3 separate regions of the Homo sapiens genome follow, and regions 1 and 3 are each linked to region 2. A link is a contact called in ENCODE Hi-C or POLR2A ChIA-PET data. All regions are on one chromosome and are shown on one strand. The core of a region is the stretch at or near the end of the contact, and the rest is flanking DNA. Distances in the headings are between cores, read along the strand shown.

Region 1 (2,700 bases), core at 175-2,674, 420 kb after region 2:
ACAAGTCTCTTAAAAGTTTTTTTTTTCTGTTAAACTGTATTACTGCAGTAAATAGTCTTACATATGCTGTGAACACACGCCTTCATTTTCTGACTGAATTGGGAGAAGAGGGAGGAAAGGAGTTTGTCTTGGGTCTTGGCCTTATTGTAGGGAGCTTTTCTATCATAGTTCACTTTGCTTTATTCTGCCCTTTAAGAAGATATTCACAGTCTTTGGGAACAACGAATAGAGTTCTGGTCAATTTGGCTTTAGTTAAGAAGGTGACTCTGTTATCCTCTCCCTAGGGATGATTATGAAATCTTATTTTGCACAGTTAGGGCTGGGTAAGCCTAGGATAGTACAAGCTATTGGACAGAACATTTGTTAAAAATATTTTTAGGCTGGGCGCGGTGGCTCATGCCTGTAATCCCAGCGCTTTGGGAGGCTGAGGTGGGCGGATCACGAGGTCAGGAGTTCGAGACCAGCCTGGCCAGCATGGTGAAACCCCGTCTCTACTAAAAATACAAAAATTAGCTGGGCATGGTGGCAGGTGCCTGTAATCCCAGCTACTCAGGAGGCTGAGGCAGGAGAATTGCTTGAACCCAGGAGGCGGAGGTTGCAGTGAGCCGAGATCGTGCCACTGCACTCCAGCCTGGGTGATAGAGCAAGATTCTGTCTCAAAAAAAAAAAAAAATATATATATATATAATATAAAATATACATATATAATATACATAATATATATTATATAATATATATAATATATATTATATTATATATAATATATATTATATTATATATAATATATATTATATATATATTTATTTCTAGCATGAGAATGATGAAACTCTTCTTAAAACATTTTATTTTCTTTTTCCAAATAGTTGTTTCTAACTATAAAACTAAAACATGTTTATTACAGAAACGTTTGGAAATTACCACAAGTATGAAGAAAAAACTTTCTTCCCCTATCATTGCCATCCTGATTTTGGCTCAGCAACACTTTTAATTTTGTGCAATTGAAATAGGGACTCTGGACCACTTAGTTTCTTGGAATAATTTTTGGATCTACTGAAGGATTCAGGCCTTTTAAAAAATATTTCTCTTGAGAAGGGAAAAGGATGGGAACTCACATTTGATGAGCATCTATTGTGAGCTAGGCCTTGTATCCCAGAAAGCTCTGTGAAGCATTAAAATTACATTAAAATAGCATGAAAAATTTGTTTCCTCTCTTCATCCTCCCTAACTCCCTGCTTTTTTTAGGCTTGGGTTAAATAATTTGCCCAGTGTCACTCAGCTAGTATGTGGTAGGTTTGAAAAGTTGGGGAAAACTTAAGTATCATTCAGTTAAAATTGTTAACCTGTGTCTTATTTCATGGTTTAAGAAAGATAGTTCTCCCCCCACCCCCCAACACAGTTTTCTGGCTTCTGTGGTCTTCCTTTTATTTTCTATCAGATTTAGAAGTCCCAAGATCCCCTTATGTCCTACTCAAATTAAGACTTGTTTCTCTTCTCCTTTCTGTATTGTGCTTTCAACTCTGAGGCCCTGTTTTAGCTTTGGTGTTTATTAGCTGAATAAAAAGATAAAGTGAGAGAGCTTAGAGTTTTAATAGGGAACATTTCTTGAATTGGATTGATTTCATCATCAATTTTACTTTCTTAAGTATTAACTAATTACTAGCTGTGGATTCCCAGGCAAGTCCACTCACTTTCTTCATCTGTAAAATGAACTACCTACTCAGCAAGGATCCTTCTGTGGTGTATCAGCATTCCTTATTATTATTATTTGTTTTTGTTAGTAGAACCATGAAATAAATTTCTGGCGATATGGGCACAGAGTATTTGCAGTTGTAACACAATGGTAAGTATCTATATCTAAACATAGAAAAGGTACAGTATAAATACAGCATTATAATCTTATGTGACCGACTGCTGTCTTATATGCGGTTCGTGGTTGACTGGAAAGTCATTTTGTGGTACATGACTGTATTTGCATTTGTGTCAGTGGGTAAAAAGCACTGGTTTCATGTAAAAAAAAAAAAGTGTGTGTGTGTGTGTGTGTGTGTAGGGTATTTGTGATTCTGGAGCCTGATTTTTCCTTCTTCATTTAGGAGGTATTTATGACTGTCAAGGCTACTTGACTGCCAGAACTTGCCATTGATGTGCTCACTTCATCAAATGGCATAGCTTATTCTAATCTGTTGTTTATTTTGTTGCCATAGTAACCTTTTTGAAAACAGAAAGGTGGTTGATATGTTTGTACAGGAATTCAGGGCCTTTCCCCTGATTGACATCTGCTGGCAGGAATTTTTATCCTAGTGATTCGGGCTAAGGCTTGGGGCTATAATGAGTACAAAGGGAGGTGGGATATTTGGACAGTTTGAAGCAGACTTCTTTATATTAATCCACTCTATTAATTGCTAAATTATTTTATTTAGTGATTTAGGGCTTTCCACTCGAGCCAGCTACTTGTTATATGAATTATATTTATTCCTGACAGGTGTTATGCTTGGGTTCAACATTTAGAACTCAGGCTAGAGTGGAGCACGTTGCTGCTACCTCAGGCTTATTCAGACAGACAAAATAGAAAACAATGAAAGGTGGCCCCTTCCAGATTTCACCTTAGTACATTTGGACTAGTGAACTAGGATGAGCAATAAAAGGTAGTTGAGGAGGTGTGGAAATGAAATCCTAAAGGCAATAAAAAGTAAAATGTTTTCA
Region 2 (2,700 bases), core at 165-2,664:
TTTATCTGGTGTTTTTCCATTATGGGTTGGAGCAAACATGCTGTGTATAAATCAGATAAACCTTTTCTTTCACTGTTTCAGACTGAGAATTGTTTGTTCTTGCTTTTGTGGTCACCAAGAATGTAATATAACTATGCTCTTCACATCCTAAGGCCACCATAAGTCCTGGATCAGACCTGTTTTTTTGAAGTCACCTGAATTTTGACTTGAGGCTCCCCCAACCCTTACTCCCACTACCCCTTTGAACTGGATCACTTTGCTTTTAAGGGGCACTCCCTTGAAGCCAGTTCCCTGAAGTGACCTACTTTCTTGAGGTGCTTGAAGAGCTTCCCTTTCATTTGGGAGGCTTCCTCAGTGCCCCCATTCCCAGGCGTTTTTTCCTGGGAGTCCTGTCCTATTCATGAATTTCCTGTTTTTTCCAGGGGGGTGGGTAGGGGGTGTGGGGGCAGGCAGTACTATGTTATTATCGTAACTAGTGACATTTAAAGAAAGAAACCCAAAGCCCAGTTAACCAATTACACTTAAATTCTCTGGGCCCAGGCCTGCTGGATGCTCTCCATCTACCAGAAATGCTTCTTATCATCCCCCCTCTTTTTTAGACTGCTAATCCTTAACAGATTAATCTGAGTTTATATTTAGATGAAAGTTATTCATTAATAGAAAAACCTGAAACTGTAGTGAGGGCTGACAGTGTTGAAGTGGATAGAGGTACATAGGCCACCTTTAGACCAAAAAGTCTTTGTAAGGCACTGGAGTCTTTAAGTGTCTGCTTTGGCACAAGGACATCAGGTTATCCTTAGGAAGCCAGGAACACCTTGAGACTCGGGCCAGAACAATGTGGCCCACCTTTGAGCTTCAGGTTTGGTCCCAGTGAGTCTCACGCCTTTTTGATGCTGACCATATATATGGGGCAAAACACTCTGTAATCTGCTTTACCCCACTACACCCATCCCATCCATCCCTAGTTGCAAAAATTTCAACTTGTATGAATATGCACAGATTCAATAGTGGAAACTCAGCACTGTTGAGTGCCAGGCTTCAAATATGGAATTAGTGACCTCTGAACCCGTGTTTGTCAAACTGCCTGCTAATGGGTCATGACATCAGTTTAGCAGATTATGCCTAGCACTATTGTTCCAGTTAAATTGCTGTGAAACAAACCACCCCAAACTTAGTGACATTAAACAGTAACCGTTTATTATGCTCATGGATTCTGTGGCTCAGGAATTGGACAGGGTACAATGGGAGGTGGCTTGTCTTTGTTCCATGATGGCTGGGGGTTGGGATCATTTGGAGGCTCTTTTACTCCACATCTGATGTCTGGGCTGGGGTGCCTTGAAGGCTAGTGGAATCAGCTGGGACCAATGACCAGAACACCTACATGTAGACTCTCCATGTGGTCTGGGCTTCTCACAGTGTGGTGGCTGGGTTCCAAGAGAGAGGTTCCCCAGAGGAAGCATTTAGAGAGCCAGTGTTCCAAAAGAACAAGGACATTTGATAACCTTGCCTCTGAAGTTACATGGCATCACTTCTGTTCCGGATTTGTGGATGCTATCTCAAGCCTGCACAGATTCAAGGGAGGTGGAGATAGAGAGATGGAGATCTATATCCCCATCTCTCAATGGGTAGAGAGTCAAAAGATTTGTGGCTGTTTTTAAAACTACTACAAGTTCATTTTAAAACAAGATAGATGCTTGAGCCCAAAAGTTTGAGGCTGCAGTGAACTGTGATCATACCACTGCATTCCAGCCTGGCCCTGTCTCAAAACAAAAAACAAAACAAAACAAAAAAACTAAATTTAAAAAATAAAACAAGTTAGAATATAGAACAACAGAGTGCCTCATGTAGTCAAAAAAGGCATTGTGAAACTTGTGTTTCAGTTATGTGTGTCTGTGTGTTCTGGTTTATGAGGTAACGTTTTTCTTTCTGTGGTCTACAAAAACATTTTTTAAAACACTGCTTAACTGTAGTAACATCTAATTTGGTTTATGAACACCAAATTTTATCTCTTAATACCTCAGTTAATAGGTTACTATTGTGTGGTTCTTTGTTATAAAGATGAGAACCTAAGGAATTGATTGTCCTTTGCCTGTAAGAACAAAAAGTCCTTTGGGACCTGTTTTCTTTGCCCTCCAGGACTCCCTGAAGGCCTTGTTGGACTGTGGACCAGACTTGGAGAGTCAGTGTGCTGCAGAATGGGCTGTGGTCTGGGCCAGGAGTCAAAACTTCCTTAAAGTTTTAGTCCAATCTTTGCCAGTCAGTTTCCTAGAGTAGCAAACAAATGTGAAATGAAGAGGACATACTTCTTTTTAGAGACAGTCAGAAAATATTTAGCCATCTGGAAGCCCAAGAACTATTCATAATAATAAAGAGACAGCTACCTCGCCTGAGCAAGGTGGTGTCTGTGGTAAAGCAATCTCAGGAAAGGCTTTCTACCTTCAGTGTTGAAATCAAAAGGAAATACTGAGATTGGGGTCTGCAAGAAAAGACATGCTATGTGTGTTGCCAAAACAATCTGCCTTCCTCCCCTTGCTGTGACTTACTGCGTTTAGTTATTCCTACCCTTTCAAGGAAATGTGCAAAGATGACTGAGCAATGGCATTTACTGTCATCTTATAAAACACTGCATTGCAAAACAATTTTTGGGAATAGTGCGATTAAATGGTAAATTTTGCTCACGTATGTTAGGAAATTTACACA
Region 3 (2,700 bases), core at 11-2,510, 390 kb after region 2:
GATAGGAGAATCCAGCTGTCTTCTATTAAGCCAGACATTAAAGAGATTTGCCAAAATGTAAAACAGTGCCACGTTCTTATTTTTGTTTTGTTTTGGAAAACATAGTTATTTTTCATAAAAGTATGTTTATTTGTAATGAGTTCATGGAATTTTAAAATGAAGTAATATTTTATAAATTTTTCAGTTTTAATTTCTAATACAATAAAGTACCAATAAATATAACCCACATAACAAAAGCTCTTTGGGATTCTCAGTTTTTAAGAGTAAAAAGGAGGGAGCTCAGGCAACCAAGAACTTTCAAACCACTGATTATAGCTTACAATGGATTGAAATAAGCTGATCCTCATGAAATACTTTAGTTTCTTATTTGAAAATCTTTATAGAAACAACACAGAGGAAAATAATTAGTATCTGCTTTCATAATGCTGAGTTATATTTATTGGGCACTTAATATGTGCCTGACACTGCACTGAACACCGTACCTATATTATCTCCTCTAACCTTTATCTTATCCTGCAACGTATATATTACCTTAGTTTTACAAATCAGGGGGCTAAGGCACTGGCGGGTCAAGTAATTGGCCCAAGCTTATTTAAGAGGTAAGTAGTAGAGCTAAGTTTTAGACTTAGTTTAAGTTGAAATTGAAAGCCTGCGCTTTTCATCAGGATGTTCTGCTGCCTCACAGAAAAGTTTGTAAGTCGGCACTGTGTCCGCACTGCTAATTGATCCTTAGGGAAAAGTGCAGAATGCTGTTGTCTGAAGATTGTTGATGCAAGGTTGAGCAGTGGCTGAAGATCCTGCGCATGTTTTCTTTTTATCCCAGGTCACGTAGTCTTGTACTGTTTTGTGGAGCTGGATCTTTAGAAGGTGGTTCTTTCAGAACTTCAGAACAGACCGTAACTGGAAGACTGTGGGCTTAGTTTCTTATGGTTACTAGTAGTTAGTATGTGAATCTAGCTCAAGGTTGGAGAGATTTTTCAGGATGGCTGTAGTTCAGTTGTCGTTGCTTATGCTAGTTCTTTCATTTCATTCAGGGGTATAGAAACTTTAGATTGTCTGAAAATGTTATTTTCAGGAGTTTTCCCATTGGGAGACAAGGAAGTGGGGATGGAGTTGAAGTCAGGTGAAGGTGAAGAGAATAGCACCATTGCCCTGACCCCTGGCTTTTGGGTTATTGTGCTGCAAGCATCAGGTGACTGAAAAAGCAAACATGAAAGTAGAGATTCAGAGAGGGGAAGTGACTCAACCCAGGCACCCTGCACAGGAACATGTGTCATCACGGTTTCAGCTCCGGACGGTGAGATCGCAGTGTGTTCTCAGGCCCTTGTTAGGATTCTTAGCACAATAGTTGTTTCTGCTTGGTGGGTTTGTTGATTGAGAGCGCCTCAGAAGCATTTATATTCACAGTATCCCACGTGCCCTACTAACTCAACTTTATATTACATAGACAGCTACTTTAAAATTGTCTTGGTACATGTATTTTGAAATTTATATGAACAGCTTTATTTACATTATCCATTATACTCCTCTATTAAAGAATATATGTATATTTTAATTATACTTTTTTATACTCATTCAACTTTCATTGTTTTCTCCAACCTTTTTTACCACCTCAGTGGAAATGGAAATGAGAGTACCTGTTATAGCCTGAAAAGCAGAGGAAAAAAGGTGTAACTCTTTTTAAGGTTTTTCGTCATGTTTAACTTATGTGTTATTCCCAGATTTTTCTCCGATGTTCATACTGTCTCTTGAAACCAGTCTTCCTTTTTTTCAGCACTATTGTGGCCTGTGTATAATTGGTACTTGTCTTTCAGATTTGTATTCTGTAAACAGGCTTTGACGGGGCAAATTTAAACTGTTGTAAAGATTGCCTATTCATTTCTAATACATGTTTTGTGGTAGAATTGAATTGCTGATTGTGTGAAGGGTTTTTGAAAATGAGGGACAAACAAAATGAGAACTTATGAATAGTAGCACAGTAAAAAAAAATCCAAGAGGAATAAGACCACCGTGCTTTCTTTTTTCACTTCTGAACTAGTCAATAGCTTTGTATTCTGGTGATAATTAACAAGGTTTCTATACATACACAAAAATGAGGGGTAGTGAGATTTAGATGATGATATAGAGAATGAAGATGGGAAAAAATCCTCTTGGTATTAATACATATGGTATAGGTACAGAGTGTTCCTTTATGTGTATAATTTGAAAAGGGTGAGGGAGCTCCAAAATAAGATAAGGAAGTTGGTAGACTACATGTTTTGTTAATTCTTATGTTAGAGTGCCTTCTCCTGGTGTGGATGCATTTCTAAGATGAATAGTTAATTTGTTCTTGTTTCTTTTTCAAAGTCTCTTTGAGCAAATGACAAATTGAGATGTCCTAGCTTTAAGGAGAGACCATTGACATTTGCCTAATGCCTTCTCTTGTCTTAGGCTTTGCCTTGTATTAAAGAAGTATATGACTGGATGTGACTAAAATGGTCTGGGAGGAGGGTTAGTATTCTGTTTTCTAAAATGGATTCTGGGATTGTTATATGCAATTGGTGCTTTAGGATGGGAGAAAATCACCTAAGTGTAACTTCAGAATGTGAGAAAGTGTGACCTGTCAACTGTTTTGGTTGGGTTTTCTATGTTGGAGTGGTTTGTTTCTTAAATTTTGCTCTCAGGTTTGGGGTGGTAGTGAAGTTACTCTGAAAATTCATA

What was found. A loop is a pair of places that touch in the nucleus more often than their neighbours do. ChIA-PET counts read pairs that join two places held with the same protein, here RNA polymerase II (POLR2A). Pooled maps may share reads with other maps.
Region 1: a loop to region 2 is called in a pooled map, with 9 times the contacts of the local background. The contact joins two enhancer-like sites. A Hi-C loop is called at or near these places in 1 of 37 single-sample maps with no recorded cell type and 2 of 50 pooled maps. POLR2A ChIA-PET finds 5 or more read pairs at or near these places in 1 of 52 experiments (activated T-cell).
Region 3: a pooled map shows a loop between it and region 2 (2.4-fold over the local background). The contact joins two enhancer-like sites. A Hi-C loop is called at or near these places in 3 of 50 pooled maps. POLR2A ChIA-PET finds 5 or more read pairs at or near these places in 2 of 52 experiments (Panc1 and activated T-cell).

What each region holds. Positions count from the first base shown.
Region 1 is chr15:85,441,752-85,444,451 of GRCh38, forward strand. All of the region lies in intron 1 of AKAP13 (A-kinase anchoring protein 13), which reads left to right. Among named protein-coding and RNA genes, the nearest start is that of AKAP13, 62 kb to the left of the region's middle. Within about 2 kb of position 1,425, at least 8 of the 41 ENCODE cell types and tissues checked have a DNase peak (open chromatin) inside an H3K27ac peak, as active enhancers do.
Region 2 is chr15:85,025,002-85,027,701 of GRCh38, forward strand. The region is part of intron 1 of PDE8A (phosphodiesterase 8A); the gene reads left to right. Among named protein-coding and RNA genes, the nearest start is that of PDE8A, 44 kb to the left of the region's middle. Within about 2 kb of position 1,415, at least 6 of the 41 ENCODE cell types and tissues checked have a DNase peak (open chromatin) inside an H3K27ac peak, as active enhancers do.
Region 3 is chr15:85,412,396-85,415,095 of GRCh38, forward strand. All of the region lies in intron 1 of AKAP13 (A-kinase anchoring protein 13), which reads left to right. Among named protein-coding and RNA genes, the nearest start is that of AKAP13, 33 kb to the left of the region's middle. RefSeq lists enhancers at 247-748, 702-1,901, 749-1,248, 1,123-1,417. Within about 2 kb of position 1,261, at least 29 of the 41 ENCODE cell types and tissues checked have a DNase peak (open chromatin) inside an H3K27ac peak, as active enhancers do.